Regions from separate parts of the Mus musculus genome. Here region 2 is linked to region 1. A link is a loop called in an ENCODE intact Hi-C map of the cell type or tissue named here. Cell type or tissue: heart. All regions are shown on one strand. Links, peaks and the distances in the headings refer to the core of each region. The heading gives the core; the rest is flanking DNA.

Region 1 (5,000 bases), core at 1-5,000:
GAAGGGAGGAAATAATCAAACTCAGGGCTCAAATCAACCAAGTAGAAAGAAAACAAACTACACAAAGAATAAACAAAACCAAGAGCTGGTTCTTTGAGAAAATCAATAAGTTAAATAAACCCCTAGCCAGACTAACTAGAGGGCACAGAGACAGTATCCAAATTAACACAATCAGAAATGAAATGGGAGATATAACAACAGAAACTGAGGAAATTAAAGCAAAACAAAACAACAGACCCTACTACAAAATTCTATATTCAACAAAACTGGAAAAGCTGGATGAAGTGAACAATTTTCTAGACAGATACCAAACAGTAAATTTAAATCAGGATCAGATAAACCATCAAAACAGCCCTATCACCTCTAAAAAACAGAAGAAGTCATTGAAAGTCTTTCAACCAAAAAAAAAAAAAAAAAAAAAAAGCCCAGGACAAGATGGGTTTAGAGTAGAGTTCTATCAGACCTTCAAAGAAGACCTAACACTAATAATCTGCAAACTATTCCACAAAATAGAAATAGAAGGAACATTACCCAATTCATTCTATGAATCCACAATTACGCTGAGTATTCTTCCTTGGAGATGGAATGGTTTCTGTCTAATCAGGAACTTTTCACAATTTCCTTTCATAGAGGACTTCATAAGAGATTTTTCCTACTTCTATCAAGTTTAATGCTGTAAAGAGATTTTAAAAACTGGTTGAGTGTATATTATTTTTAGCTTCAGAAGATCTCATGTATATTTAAGAGGTATTTAACTATTATAAATTATTTTGATGAGTTAAAAATGACAATACTAAGTTGTATATTTTAAAATAAATTTTATTAGTTTAATAAAAAATAAAAAAGCCATATGTGATGGCACACATCTGTAATCCTAGCATTCCTTCTGTAATATGGAAAATGGAAGTGGCAGTATAGTGACAGAAAAAAGCAAAGTGAATAAAGATGAGAACTCACTCCTCCAAATTTATCTTTTTTTTCTTTTTAATTAGATATTTACTTTACTTACATTTCAAATGTTGTCCCCTTTCCTGGTTGCCCCTCTGAAAACTCCCTATCCCCTTCTCCCCTCTCCCTGTTCATCAACCCACCCACTCCTGCTTCCTGGCCCTGGCATTCCCCTACATTGGGGCACAGAGCCTTCATAGGACCAAAGGCCTAGCCTCCCACTGATGAGTGACAAGGCCACCCTCTGCGACATATGTACCTGGATCCCCTGAGTCCCACTATGTGTAATTCTCTTTGGTTGCTAATTTAGTCCCTGGCAGCTCTGGGGGTACTGTTTAGTTCATATTGTTCCTCCTATGGGGCTGCTGGCTCAACTGGTTGTTAGCATGTAGAAGAATGCAAATCAATCCATTTTTATCTCCTTGTACAAAGCTCAAGTCCAAGTGGATCAAGAACCTCCACATAAAACCAGATACAGTGAAATTAACAGAAAAGAAAGTGGGGAAGAGCCTCGAGCACATGGGCACAGGGGAAAATTTCCTGAACAGAACACCAATAGCCTATGCTCTAAGATCAATTATTGTCAAATGGGACCTCATAAAATTGCAAAGCTTTTGTAAAGCAAAAGGTACTGTCAATAAGACAAAAAGGCCACCAACAGATTGGGAAAGGATTTTTACCAATCCTAAATCTGATAGGGGACTAATATCCAAAATATACAAAGAGCTCAAGAAGCTGGACTCCAGAAATTCAAATAACCCCATTAAAAATGGGGTACAGAGCTAAACAAAGAATTCTCAACTGAGGAATATTGATGGGCCAAGAAGCACTTGAAAAAATGTTCAACATCCTTAATCATCAGGGAAATGCAAATCAAAACAACCTTGAGATTCCACCTCACACCAGTCAGAATGGCTAAGATCAAAAATTCAGGTGACAGCAGATGCTGGCGTGGATGTGGAGAAAGAGGAACACTCCTCCATTGCTGGTGGGAATGCAAGCTGGTACAACCTCTCTGGAAATCAGTCTGGCAGTTCCTCAGAAAACTGGACATAGTACTACCTGAGGACCCACCAACACCATTTCTGGGCATATATCCAGAAGATGCCCCAACATGTAATAAAGGCACATGTTCCACTATGTTCATAGCAGCCTTATTTATAATAGCCAGAATCTGTAAATAACACAGATGTCCTTCCACAGAGGAATGGATACAGAAAATGTGGTGCATTTATACAGTGAAGTACTACTCAGCTATTAAAAACAATGAATTTGTGAAATTCTTAGGCAAATGGATGGACCTAGAAAATATCTTGAGTGAGGTAACCCAATCACAAATTTATCTTAACTCTACACAGACACACATACACACACACATACATACATACATACATACACACACACACACAAACGACACACACATACACACACACACACAAACACAACACACATTTTCGAAAAAAAAAGGGAAAATTGTCAAGCAGAAATATGAGGCCTAAATAAAATAGCTATAATTCAGCAGCTGAAACGTGAATGAAATATATTTATTTTAGGAACTGTCTGTTGTAGGCACCACAGAGCACATAATCTCAAACCTAAAAATGTTTGGATAATTAACATCTATAAAGGTGAAATGTTTAATTAAAAATAGTACGGTCAGTAGGTGGCAGAGTTGAGACACCAAATTAGATCTATCTCATTTTCTGATGTTTCAGAATGACATCCAGAAGCTGGGCAGTGGTGGCACATGCCTTTCATCCCAGCACTTGGGAGGCAGAGGCAGGCGGATTTCTGAGTTTGAGGCCAGACTGGTCTACACTGTGAGTTCCAGGACAGCCAGGGCTACACAAAGAAACACTGTATCGGAAAAACAAAACAAAACAAAACAAAACAAAAAAACAAAAAACAAAACAGAATGACATCCAGAAAACTTTTTCTACTTCTTTTTTATTGAAATATAAAGAACAAAAAAAAAACCCTACATATTTAAGATGAAATAGAATATGGCTTAGTAGAGCACTTGCTTAGCGTGAAACCAGTAAACTTAACATGCACAAACATAATGCTGTGAATTTCAGGTTGGAGTGTAGGTCAGTCTCTGGGTTAGGCCTGCAATTCGCCTCCCCCCAAACAAGATGTACTTATGTGAATTTTCATGTCTAGTCAGCCACTTCTATCAGACCTCAGCTTTTTATGTATCCTATGTGTGTTACATAGTAGTTATTTAGCAAGTAACATCCACATAAATCTGAACCACTCATATGACCACTAAACATGTCTTTCCTCCCAATCTATAATTAAACGTGCACACTCAGTTAGGTAGAGTTACTCATCAATATTTCATGAATTCATCTACTAAATTCATATAATCTATACTTAAGGATGATGAATATATCACAAAATCTGTTTTAAGTAAGACATTTTAGTATGCAAAAAAATAGGAGAAAGCAAATCTCAAAAGCTAATCTTTTTTTTTTTTTTTCTGTTAACTAGTACTTTCCTAGGATGTAACAAACATGACTCTCAAATAGTTGCCTTGAAGCCCGTTAGACATTATTACCTTGACCTAAATGCCTTCCAATAACACCCTATTATAAATGCTATCATTTTTATAATGTAAATAATTTTGTATGACAGGCTTAGAAACCATAGAGAAGGCAGAAAACCAATATTAACACAAAATCCATTTTAAAATCCATATCTCTCATCTAACTCATGAACAAAACTTAAATTACTTCATCTGATGTTTTAAACATGTTTTATAATTTCACAATTGATTACTTCTTGCCTCTATCAAGTATTTATTTTGTCCCTAGTTTGTGTCAGAACTTTGTAGCTATGAACCAAACAACTGAGAAATAGTGCTGTCATTGGGCAGAAAGCAAACAAGTAATGAATAAAAAAATCAATGTCAGATGGTGATAAGTGCTGGGGGAGAAATCACAGGAGACAGAATACTTCCTTACTGAGAAAGTGAAGTTTCACAATGACCTCAGGCATATCAATTTGCAAGTGAAAAGAACAAGGGTCAAAGACTTAAGAGTGGGCACTTGCTTTGCATTAACTGTAAAGAAGCAGAAGAAAAGTACTACACAATCACTAAGGAGATGGAGTCCTTGGAGATGTGAGGTTTCTTCTGTAGGGAAGTGTTAGTGCAGGGTGCAAACAACTGTACCTTATAGGTGATTCTGAATTCTTTGGGTTTTACTGGAGGAGATATGAAGCCTTCACGGAGATTTGTGTTGCTTTGCTTTGGTTTGCAGTGTTGTTCTTACTAGTATGGCCAGACTAGCCTAGACCTCACTACATAGCCTAGGCTTCATTCACAATCTTACTCACCTCCTGAGTATTGATTGCTTCTATAGGTATGAACTACCATGCATAGTGAAGAAAAGTTAAAATGTTATTTTAGTCTGCCATTTCAAAAATTGTGCAGATCAGTTAGATGACTAAGTTGGTAAAAGTACCTGCCACCAAGTCTGATGACCTGCATTCAAGCCTTAGAATTCACATGACAGAAAGAGAAAACTAACATGTGCAATTGTCCTCTGGCCTACGGCATGTGCCTCTCCCTCTCCCTATAAAAGAGCTAAATCAATCAATCAATCAATAGGAAAATCTTGAGTGCTCAGAGAAGTGGAGGTGGATCTTGGAAAAGTTTGGGAAGTGAGGGAATACGACAACATTGCACAAAATTCTCAAAGAACTGATGAATAAAAGAATGTAAATTTGAAATTATGTGGTAAGGATAAAAGATAGACTTAAGATGGTAGTAGCAATGTATTAATCATACATTCTGTTGCTAAGGAAAATACCTGAAAGAAACAGTTTAAAGGAAGGGGATTAAATTTTGCTTATTGCTTAAGAGGTATCAAAGTATGGCTGGTAGGATATACTGCTTTGAGTCTGAGGCAAGCATGGTAGAGGAAAATGTGGCAGTCTACTCACCTCATGGTAGTCAGATAGCAGAGACAGACAGGAGGAAGCAGAAGGACGATACCTTTCAAAGATACACCCCTAGTGACCTACTTAGTTTTCTGAGGCCCTAGCTT
Region 2 (6,668 bases), core at 640-5,639, 100 kb after region 1:
ATGGGTAAATCATTCAGAAGATGAAAGTTGGTGACAGGACTGTTGAGACTGAGTGGACCAGACAAGTTAATTCCCTGATATAAGCAGAGGTACCTGGATAGCCAATAATGTGTTGGAATTCAGAGATTTGTCAAAGATAAGATAGCAGAAATCATCAGAACAAGATGATTAAGGCTACAATAGGATTCATTAGCCAAAAGGTTCAAACCATCTTAAGACGTAGGAGTACAGCATGAGGTAGGTTGCAGTTTTCTTTATTTGTGTTAACCTTTAGTAAACAGTACCAGGTGAGCTGTGTTCATTTTTAGAATTTCCTAAAGTCAAGCAGCACTTCATTCCTGTCTTTCTGCAAATAACAAATTACATATTTCAGTGTGTGCAATGACTATTCTCTAGCTTTGGTGTCTTCTAAAGTGTGTGTTTTTACGATACCCATTTCCTCTTTTATCTACAAAGTTGTGCACCTCATTTATAAACATTAACTATCAATAACACATGACAATGTATCTATGTTCTCACTACTACAGTGTGCATTAGGTATTTTCAAGAAATGGTCCTTCAACATTAAAAGATCAGAATTTCTTCTATACTTCATGAACTCTGTGTAGGATCTTATCTTTCTAATGACATGTAATAACATGTAACTATAATTATATTGGGCACTTACCATATGCAAGGCAACCCAAGTATTGGGGTAACAAGAGAGAAAATAAGGCTAGTGCTATAAGTTAAACAGTTAAAGGATGATTAATTCCGAGGGAGTTGAAAATATTTTTCAATAAGTTCATAAGGCTGAGCTCTTGGAAAAGGCAAAAGGCATCCATCCTAACACCCCTCTCCCAAGTTGGATAATATTATCACCAAATCCTTTGAATAATTGGAGAAAAGATTAAATAAAAAGAAAACACGAAGAAATTCTGCTTAAACATATTTCAGATCTGAGAGTATATGTTTATTTTTTCTTTTTTTTTTTTAGCTTCTTAGTATTTCCATGTTTCTTTATTTTTTAATTAGGTATTTTCCTCATTTACATTTCCAATGCTATCCCAAAAGTCCCCCATGCCCTCCACCCCCACCCCCCACTCCCACTTTCTGGCACTGGTGTTCACCTGTACTGGGGCATATAAAGTTTGCAAGACCGATGGGCCTCTCTTTCCAGTGATGGCCGACTAGGCCATCTTTTGATACATATGCAGCTAGAATCAAGAGCTCCGGGGTACTGGTTAGTTCATATTGTTGTTCCACCTACAGGTTTGCAGATCCCTTTAGCTCCTTGGGTATTTTCTCTAGCTCCTCCATTGGGGGCCCTGTGATCCATCCAATAGCTGACTGTGAGCATCCACTTCTGTGTTTGCTAGGCCCCCGGCATAGCCTCACCAGAGACAGCTATATCAGGGTCCTATCAGCACAATCTTGATAGGGTATGCAATCTTGGGTATGCAATGGTGTCAGCGTTTGGAGGCTGATTATGGGATGGATCCCTGGATATGGCAGTCTCTAGATGGCCCATCCTTTTGTCTGAGCTCGAAACTTTGTCTCTGTAACTCCTTCCATGGGTGTTTATGTTTATAAAACAGGATTCACAATCAAGGAAAAGGGGTGGAGGAGGAGGAAGCTCAGTTTATTATGATGTACTCAGTTAAAAAATGAGTTAAAATATAAACATCTGTGCTTGGTACCACATGTATCATTTTTCATAAAAGTTCATAAATTTTTAACATGAAAGCCTATGGGCCTTTATCCAATGTCACAATACTTTCCCTAATGTTTTATCATTTTTAAAGTTTCTAAAGTGAGTTAGCCTAAGTATCTGGCAGCACCATATCCTTAAGAATTCTTCATTGAAACAATGAACAATACTCTAGCTAAATTTACTGACTTGTACACTGCCACATTTTCCCAAGTCTGATCATATTCTGTGACTATCAAAAGGGATTTATCTAGCTCTACTTAGCTATTCCAAGTCTTCTCCCTTTCATTCACACTCACTTATTTCTTCTGAAATACCATTATTTTTGGTTTTTCTTCTGTTGGGATTTGTAAAAACGTATAAAAATCAATCTCTCAATTTCTCTCTCTCTCTCTCTCTCTCTCTCTCTCTCTCTCTCTCTCTCTCTCTCTCTCACACACACACACACACACACACACACACACACACACACACACAGAGCAAGAACACACAAAATAGTAACCAGGCACATTCCTATGGGGAATATTCTTACTCTCAAAATCAACAGACCAGTAAAAAGAAAAAAGCCTCTGCAGAAAGTTGCTAGGTCTTTCTGGAAATTCCCCCAACTTCAGGCCCACACTGATTCCCCACCCCCTAGGGCGGCAACACAGACTTCTGAAGCAAGCCAGCCAACACGCGCGCGCTCGCTCGCTTGCAGACACACGCGCGCGCGAGCCTACACACACACACACACACACACACACACACACACACACACACACACACGTGCGCGCACGCGCGTACCCTCGCCCCCCCCCCCCCCCCGCCGCTGTCACCCACCACAGCCTACAAAACAGTTATAGCCTTTGTTAAAAAATGTCCAGGCACAATGTATCAGAAGAGGGACACATTCCCGGGGAAAGGAAAGTCATAGGAACGCCACACCCTCTATTGCAACAGTCCGGGCCAACAACCCACCTCCCCCAAATCCTCTCCCCACCGACAGGAAACCTTCCTGCCAACTCGGCACCCAGGGAAAGCAGAGGAAGGAAAAGAGTAAGCTAGGACACCGCTCGGGGGCACCAAGTAGGGGGACTGAACTTGAAGCTGGGCCACCTTCCAGGGCTCTCAAGCGAACCTTCCTGGCCTGGCCAAGCTCAAGTGAGGACTTCCAGCTTCTAAACGCCTTTCTTCTTTCTTCTAACTCGGCAGCTCCTACACACCTTTAAGTCTCCCGCCACGGCTCACTCCTCTCCACACGCAGCCGGAGGCTGGCAACCTCGAGAAGCCCCGCCACTGAAAAAGCTGCACGAGTCTCCCCTAACCGGGTCAAAGTCTTCCATACACACCCGAGTCCCTTTCTGGCTGCCAACCACGTTCTCTCCAAGGAGTCCCGCACCGCTGCCTCACTCACCGTGAGCCCCGCTCAGCTACTACGCGCTAGCAGAGCTGCAAGCCGCGCCTGCGCGCACCCGCTAGAGCCGGAGCCAGGAGCAAAGAGGGAGCCTGCAGCTGCTGCTGATGCGAAGGGCAATAGGAAGCCAGAGAACCCACATCAAGAGGGTTAAAAAAGAAGGGGCGGGGCCGGGAGGAAGTGGGAAGCAAGGGGAGTGGCCAGGCAGGGCGGGAAGGGAAGGGAAGAGTAGAGCTTCCACCACTGTGTGCTAGGCCATTGAGCTGGAGCCCAGCTAGAAAAGCTGCCTTTATCCCTTCTATGCCTCCCCAAACTAGGCCAGGTGCAAACCTTGCTTGAAGCAGAACCAAACAGTTGTAGGAGCAGCAAAGGACTACATTTGAGTGTCAAGGAATTGCCCCTTTCCCTGGGAGCAAATTTGCACTATTGCTTTTGAACAACTTTTGAGGCCAACAACCTGAATTCCCTTCAAAACAGTTTTTTTTTTCCTTAAAAGTAGGCTCTTGATTTGAAGCCCTGGCTGTTTTTATACTCTGTATATAGCCCAGGTTAGCCTCTACCTCGTGAAGATCCTGCCTCAGCCTCCCAAAGTGCTATTATTTCAGGTGTCTGCCACAGCACCCTTCTCTGAATAATTACCTTGGCAAAATCCATCTAAATGGCTTGGGAAAGGAGAACACAAGTTGTCAAATAAGTCCTATTTTTAAAGTCTTCGGTGGGTGTTTATAATTTGAACACTAAAAGACTTCTAAAGGCTCCTCTCAGATATGGGATCTAAGGCCGTGTTGTTTGGTACACTTTCTTCTGGTGTTTACCAATTCAAGAAGGCTAAAGTGATTATTATCCCATGCTGCACGCATGCTTAGTTTTAAGTTCTGAGCTTTTCTGTTTAGACTCTGGTCAGCTGTGGCATGGCATCTCATGCTTTCAGTTCAGCTATTAAAATAAGCACACCTCAGTGAACCCAAAGTGAAGAGGGTGTGGCCTTGAAGTTATTTGTTCCAAGCTAATTCCCCTACCCGGCCCTCCTTTTCTTTCTTTCTTTCTTTCTTTCTTTCTTTCTTTCTTTCTTTCTTTCTTTCTTTCTTTAACTTTAGTCATGACGGAATTAGGGCCACACTAGTTGGCCCTTCCCAATAAGTACTTTAGTTGTGGTTGGAACTTTATTTATTTATTTAGGGTTTTTTTTGTTGTTGTTGTTGTTCTTGTTTTTGTTTTTGTTTTTTGTTTTTTTTTTTTTTTGTATTATTTTGTTTTTTTGAGACAGGATTTTTTGGTATAGGCCTGGCTGTCCTGAAACTCACTCTGTAGACCAGGCTACCTTTGAACTCAGAGATCAACCTGCCTCTTTCTCCTAAGTGCTAGGATTAAAGGCTTGTGCCACAACCACCCAGCATGACTGAAACATTTTATGGGGCAGTCATATCATTGTCACTAAAGATCTAAATATACTGAAATTCCTCCTATTAGCTTTGTGGTTCTTCCATCTATGTATTTTATAAAGTAGACTTTCTTGAATTCACTTCTACTTTACATTTGAAAAATAAGCTTAGGGGGATTGTAGGGAGTAATTTTTGCTGAAAGGTGTGCTGGCAAGTTTTGCAGAATGAATCTTTAAGTGACTGAAAATGTAACTTTATCCTATTCATTTCATTAGTAAAACATTCCCTGTAAAGAAGGTACTTTAAAAATACAATAGGTCAATAAAGTTGATTTTTACACCTCTTATAGAGGAAGATATGTGGAGGAATTCACTTTTAATTTGATTGCTGGCTTCTTCTTTTTTCCCTTAATGTATCAGGTTATTTTGGTAGAAGTAACAAATGCTACATTGAAATAGCTTAAGCTAAATGACAAAGTTATTCTGTAACCCAAACTGTGAAAAGGTAGGTCTGTTGTTAGCCTTGGGAATAAATGAAACCAGAAAGTAGAATGTTTGAAATTCCATCTCAGGCTCTCAATCTTTCCTCTTTCAGACAGGGTCACTCTTTCAGAACCTTCCAAAGTCACCTACTACAGGCTTTTGGAATCACCGCCTCTGAACAACACTGAGTTCAAGCCTCTCAAATCCGATTAGAGAGAAAATGTCTCTCTTTCCTTAGTTCAGATTTTTTAAAGCACCACATAAAGCTTTTGATTGAGTAGATTATCACAACTGTTTCTGGACAGAAAATGTATAGATAAGATGGTACTGAGACTCCTACACATGCATTCAACCATATTGTTTTTTTTTTTTAAGTAAAGAAAAATTCTAAATGAAAATTTAAGATAGGGAGAAATGTTTTCAGACTTGCTCTGACCCTCAGATAAGAGCTGGGTTTTGTTTGGGAGTGTAATTTTATGTGTGTGATATTTCATCTGCATGACTGACTATGCACCCCAAGCATGCAGTGATCACAGAGGTCATAAGAGAACTCCAAATCTCCTGGAACTGGAATGAGAAGACAGTTGTGAGCTGCTGTGTGGGTGCTGGGAATGGAACCCATGTCAGAAGAGTATCCAGTGTTCTTAACCACTGAGCCATCTCTCTAGCCTCCAGTTGTTGTTTGCAGAAGAAAAGAAAATGATTACACAGACAGAAAAATAAACAAAATGAACACTGGGCTGGAGACATGACTCACAAGTTATGAGTGCTGCTCTTGCAGAAGACCCCGGTTCAATTCTCTGATCTTGCACAGTGACTTACAACTGACTATAATTCCAGTGCCAGAGCATCTAACACTCTATCCTGGCCTTCACTTGTACCAGGCATACAGATGGTGCACCTATATATATCCAAACACTCACACATACATATAAAATAAATAAATCTGTTTTGAAAAAAATGCACACAATACAATATCTGTATTTAAGGACTAGAGAGTCTGAATATTTTCTTATTCTCTCTGTTTCTGTGTATTTGTCTCTCTGGGTGTGTCTCTGCCTATGTCCTCTGTCTTTCTCTCTCAGTAATGAGTGTATTCATTGTCTATGGCGGCTGTAAGAAGCCATACTACAAACTTATTGGAGTTAAAGAGGTGGATCAGGAGGTAAGAGCACTTACTGTTCTTGCAGAAGTCCTAGGTTTAGTTTGGAACAACCTACAGCAAGTTTCATAACTGCTTGTAACTACAACCACAGGGGACCTGGTACCCTCTGACTCCTTTGGGCTCCTGCCAACAGAATAAACTCACATAGACACATACATACACATACATTTTTAAATATATATTTAAAACTACAATAAAGCAGTTTTTATGTTTTTGGAGACCAGAAGTAAGAGTAGAGTTCCTTTTGGAAGACTCTTTGGGACAGTCTTGTTTAAACCCAAAATGTTCTAAAATAATTTGTAATCAGCTTAATTTTCCTTAAATTACTTTCCCCTGATTTGCTTCTTGTTTAGTGAATGAGGCAGGATTCAAAAGCATATTTTAGAATTGATGTTCTGGATGTAATATATGGTTCACTATCACAGTTATCTTATTTCTTCTACTCAGACGCCTCCAAGGAACCTCATTCTCCAATATTCGAGAATCAGACATTGAAATCATGTATATATGGATCCAATCTTCTGCTTGATTGACTTCAATGTTAATGACTTGT

Evidence for each region. Peaks named below come from ENCODE experiments on the same cell type or tissue, not always from the same donor. Only the 100,000 strongest peaks of a DNase experiment are listed, where the experiment ranks them.
Region 2: it touches region 1 in a loop (2.0-fold over the local background); 3 of 42 quality-filtered maps call a loop at or near these places.

Annotation. Positions count from the first base shown.
Region 1 is chrX:78,477,298-78,482,297 of GRCm38, forward strand. All of the region lies in intron 3 of Prrg1 (proline rich Gla (G-carboxyglutamic acid) 1), which reads right to left. Among named protein-coding and RNA genes, the nearest start is that of Prrg1, 100 kb to the right of the region's middle. In heart, for the core only: a CTCF peak has its summit at 2,612 (motif pointing right); no DNase peak of the experiment used is centred there.
Region 2 is chrX:78,580,683-78,587,350 of GRCm38, forward strand. It overlaps Prrg1 (proline rich Gla (G-carboxyglutamic acid) 1), which reads right to left and starts at 3,215. Exons shown (of 4, transcript NM_027322.2): 1 at 3,087-3,215. In heart, for the core only: no CTCF peak of the experiment used is centred there; DNase peaks (open chromatin) are centred at 2,359, 2,689 and 3,159; H3K4me3 peaks cover 1,637 bases; H3K27ac peaks cover 1,201 bases.